Regions from separate parts of the Homo sapiens genome. Here region 2 is linked to region 1. A link is a loop called in an ENCODE intact Hi-C map of the cell type or tissue named here. Cell type or tissue: spleen. All regions are shown on one strand.

Evidence for each region. Hi-C counts contacts between places; a loop is a spot of excess contacts. Peaks named below come from ENCODE experiments on the same cell type or tissue, not always from the same donor. Only the 100,000 strongest peaks of a DNase experiment are listed, where the experiment ranks them.
Region 2: it touches region 1 in a loop (4-fold over the local background); 29 of 110 quality-filtered maps call a loop at or near these places.

What each region holds. Positions count from the first base shown.
Region 1 is chr4:112,098,597-112,101,096 of GRCh38, reverse strand. All of the region lies in intron 1 of LINC02945 (long intergenic non-protein coding RNA 2945), which reads left to right. Among named protein-coding and RNA genes, the nearest start is that of LINC02945, 12 kb to the left of the region's middle. In spleen, a CTCF peak has its summit at 1,254 (motif pointing left); no DNase peak of the experiment used is centred here.
Region 2 is chr4:112,533,854-112,536,353 of GRCh38, reverse strand. The region is part of intron 3 of NEUROG2-AS1 (NEUROG2 and ZGRF1 antisense RNA 1); the gene reads right to left. Among named protein-coding and RNA genes, the nearest start is that of NEUROG2, 19 kb to the right of the region's middle. In spleen, no CTCF peak of the experiment used is centred here; no DNase peak of the experiment used is centred here.

The DNA of each region.
Region 1 (2,500 bases):
AAACTGACAGCCATATTCCATATTCTTCAAAGTTTTTATGTTGTTTGTGGTTTTGATGATCATGTGAACCATCCCCACATTATGCAATTTATTGGTCACAAATTAAAACTAAAATGGAGTATAAAGTTCTGAGAATATGAGTCTTGAACAATAAATAAGCCTTCAGGTATTGATATGTTATCTTAATTTGGCTTTAGTCATTCCTTATCATAAGTTTTATTTATTTATTTATTTTTAATATAAACTTAAAATAAAATCCTACCCCCCTTCCCCACCAACTGAACAAACCCCCATTGTGCCCAAGAGAACTCCAGGAAAACCTTAAAACTGAGTTCCCAGCCATGATGGAATGGGAGGTCAGACACATCTCATTAAACCCTTTCTCTTTTATGGTTTAGACAGAACAACTGATCAGCATTAATGTTAAAATAGAGATCATAAGACTGACAGAACAAACTCTTCGTGGCAGTAAGATACCATATTACACCATGATACAAACAGGACCTAAGGCCATGCCAGGCAAGGATTAATTCACGCACCCCCTACACTTAAGTAATAAACTAGGTTTTTCTTTTTCTCTGTCAGCTAAACAAGCACTGGCTTCGAGATAAGCAATATTAAAACAATTTGCACCTCTACCAGATTCTGACCCCCACTCCCTGTTCCACCCACTCCCTGTTCCACCAGCCATAGCTATAGCTTTGATTGGACAAGAGACTGATTTCAATAACTTTCTCCTGATCAGAAGATCATGGACCATGGACTGGTTCTGGGCGGTTTACAGATATTGTGCACTTGTATGCCTTCCTGCCCTGAAAGAAACTTTTGATTTATAGGGCCTAATTGTAAATACATTTAAATGTTAAGTCTCCACCCCAAAGTAAACATGGGTCATGTTACATGCATGTTTGTTCAATAAGCATGTAACATCCAATATGTGTCAGGACCACCCTCATGAATATTCATAGCTCCTCCTATACCTGTTGAATATGTACGTTTAGCCAACCTGTTCAGCATAAAGCTCCCACTCCAAGCACTCCTCCTGTGAAGTGCCTGTCTCTGGTCTTGCGGGAGGCATTTTTCTAAATGCCTTTAGAAGAAACAAAGTCTTTCCTTTTCTAAATCTACATTTATAAATCCTATTTTTTTTTAAGTTAACATAAGACAAGGTTTTTACATGTAACATTATTGGCTTTGTTTACCTTTATTATTTTCCAAAACTATGGCACCATCTACTGGTAGTTTAAAGAACGGTTCTACATGCTTAGATAATGGAAACGGTTCAATCCTACATCCCATGTATTTACAAAAGACAGTTCACATTACTCCCTCCTCCTCTTGCCAATTCAATGCCTTTTAAAAAATCTACTCTGTCCCTTAAAAGTCCGTTTTTACCTCTCCAGCAATGCCATCTACTTCTGTAGTTTCTATTGAACCATAATGTTCAAACTCCAACTCTGATATTTTTTCCTGATGTTTTCCTAGCTTTGTCTTTTCAACTGCTAACTGAACTGGATACCTTTTCAACTCCAGCTGAAAGGCATCAGCTGGATTAAGGATGGCTGCTGTTAAGCCATCTCTGGCAGCACCTCATACACATCAGAAGTCCATCTTTGTCTCATCTCACATAGGACAACTCTCTGTTGTACTTTGCCTTTATTTCCAGAAACTGCCTTCTGTGTCCATACCTTCTGCTTTTGTAGTCCAGCTCACTCACTTAACTCACATCTTTGTCATCTATGCCTTTCTCTATGGAAATTTTCTGGCGCTGACCTATTTCTGGCTATGGAACCTCTCAACTATGATTTCCTCCCCTTGCTGGATCATTCCTGACAGCAACTCTCGGATGCTGCATTCTCTGAAGCACTTAGATGCTTAGAGCCCTTAGATGAGGGCTCAGACTAGCCCTTGGTCTACCAGTAGTTATACTGGCTGCTTATCAGAGTGCTGGGAACCCTTCTTAAAACTCCAGATACTCAGATCTCTCCTCAAGGGATTTGATTCAGTAGCTCTACTGGAGACCCTGGGAATTTTAATAAATGCCTCAGAAGATTTCTGGTACAGCTGTTTCATTTGGGAACCAACAGCCACAAGATAAATTATGTGTCACAGAACACAAAGCTCTGCGTAAACTGGCCCAAGTCTATCGCTGTGGTTTCATATTTTGCCATCTGATCTGCCATTCTTCTGTAGGCATTTTCCTTATTCCTTGTTCTTTCTCTTTTTGCTCCTTCCTAGTTGGAAAATTTCCTCTCATCTTTTTTTTTTAATTTTAATTTTAATTTTTTGAGATAGAGTTTCGCTCTTGTCACCCAGGCTGGAGTGTGGCATTGTGATCTCGGCTCACTGCAACTTCTGCCTCCCAGGTTCAAGCAATTCTCGTGCCTCAGCCTCCCGAGTAGCTGGCACTACAGGCGCCCGCCACCATGCCTGGCTAATTTTGTATTTTTGGTAGAAACAGGGTTTCACCATGTTGGCCAGACTGGTCTTGAACTCCTGA
Region 2 (2,500 bases), 440 kb before region 1:
TCACAGAATGTCATCCCAAAGAGTAATGTCAGCTGCAGCAGGCCTGGTTTATATCTAGGAGTCAGATTTTAGTGCTCTTGCCCCAGCCCCTGTCCATTAGAGCACAGTCTTCACTCTTTCCTTTTTCCCAAGACTTTTACAACAGAAATGGGGTGAGAAGCAGCTCTCACTTTTTTATTTCCTTCAAACACCCAGTAAGGGAGTGGGAGATCGATGAGCTCATCTACTTTATCTTTCTTAAAGAGAATAATAAAACATTCTTCTGATTGGGTGGTGTTGACCATTGAGGAGTTGTCTTTGGCTCCATCATATATTTTGAGTGAAAACATACTATCTGAACCCTGAATATTAATATGGTCTTTATATTTATTTTCAGTAAGAAAAAGATAACAATATTTGACATTAAAAAAAAAAATCCCCAAAGCCCAGGCTAACACATTCTTTATCTTTGTCATCTCAAATTCCAAGGTTGGATAGACATGAATTGAACTTTAAGAAGTATCCTGTTCAATAACAATCAAAATATTAAAATTTCTTAGGATTTTACAATATACTCAATAAGCCAGTTTTACAATTATAGCCATCAAACATCTATACATAACAATAATCTTAAAACAATGTCTCCCAACTCATGTTCAGTAAATGATAGGATTATATAAAAATGTCAAGATTTTAATTTATAGAATAAGTCTATTAGTTTATGTATCACAAATTGAAATAGAATGAAATTTCTAAGCTTTAATCTACTCATCATTAATTGCTTACTTTATATAGTATGTGTGTTGGATTTTTTTATTTTTGAAGATTTTTTCACAAACATCTCATTTACCCCAGTGGGGGGGATAGGTATTTTCCCCATTCTGTACATGATTAAGCCAAGGATCAGAAAAATTGAAGTGATCCACCTAATCTACCATGAGTAGTACCAGGCAGGGCTGGAACCCAAGCTAACCCAACTCTCAGGCTAGGCTATATTGCACCACCTGCATTGTAAGTCACTTTATCAAAGGGTAAAAGACACCGAAACCAAAAATTTTACAGTCCTCTTTGACCCAACTAGACTAATGTCCTGATCATTTACCTTAGTTAATTTAGTATGCAACCATTTATTAACAATTTTTTTTTTTTTTTTTTTTTTTTTTTGAGACAGACGGGGTTTCACCATGTTGGCCAGGCTAGTCTCGAACTCCTGACCTCAGGTGATCCGCCCGCCTTGGCCTCTCAAAGTGCTGGGATTACAGGCATGAGCCACTGTGCCTGGCCTATTTGTTGAACAGTCTATACCTTCCTGGTAAATATAATTTTTACTAGAGAAATGGGTTTGTTGATTTCTCCTTGAATGTCTACATTTGCTACTATAAGATGTAGTTTGCTACTTAATGCAAGAGAAATATTATTAACAAAAATGTATAGCTGAACTGGTGATTCTTAAAATTCTCAAAAGTAGGTGAAAAAATAATATACTTTGCTTTCCTCTGTAGCCAGCTCCTGTCCTTATTCAAAATTTGAATTGTGAAAAATTATAGGTTACTTGAATTTATGAAGCTTAGCTTAAAACTTCAAAATAAAACATAACTTTTGGTATTGCTCTTTCATATTTGAACAAAAAACATTTGATTTGGGATGCCAAAGCAAACCCAAAATGCTGCTTGTTCTTGACTATGGTTTAATTTAAAGACAGCTGTGAAATATCTTTATACTAATTAGATTTGTTTATATTAAATAAGAATGAACTGGAAATTGGTGATTTACTCGACAGATATTGGACCTTGAAAATTAAATAATTGTTCTAAAAACATTAGATCAACACTGATTTGAAATCCCTGGTTTGTAATTAGCCATGAGTGAAATGTGTGTTTAGTTCAAGTTGTGTGTTTGGTTTACATTAGCATGACTTGATTATAAAATAAAGGAAAAATACTATCCAAATATCTCTGCAGTCCTCTAAGTTTCTCTCATTCTGAAACACTAGTTAGGTTGATTTTTAAAAAATTCTCTGTGAGTGTCTGAATTATTGCAAATCTGGTCCTGATAATAAATGGAGATGTATGTGTGCATGCTTGCACGTGTGAAAAATCAGGAAGCAGTCACCTTGCAGGCTAAAGAACTGGTAGAGAAAATTTCCTAAGTGAAAGTTTTAGGGTACCTATGGTAGCCAGCCTCTTTAAAGACAGATATAGTTCATTTCATTGGACAAATTATGATGGATTTGTGGCTTCTTGAAATAGAACTAATTATTTCTGTGGTGCCATTAAAGTCAGTGCATCCATTGAGCATCTGCTCTGTGGCTGGCCCTTTGTGCACAACAGGCATATGCAGCTTGTTTTATGTGTTAGGCCAGGCATGGAGTGCAGAGCTAGTTATGTACCACTCCACCCCGACATGGGGCAAAGTAGAGCTCTCCCTGATGGAAAAACTTAGGGGCATACTCGAAGCAAGAAAATCAGCCTCCTTTGCCCATTCTTTTGGAATATATATTTCTAAATAAGAGCTAACATGA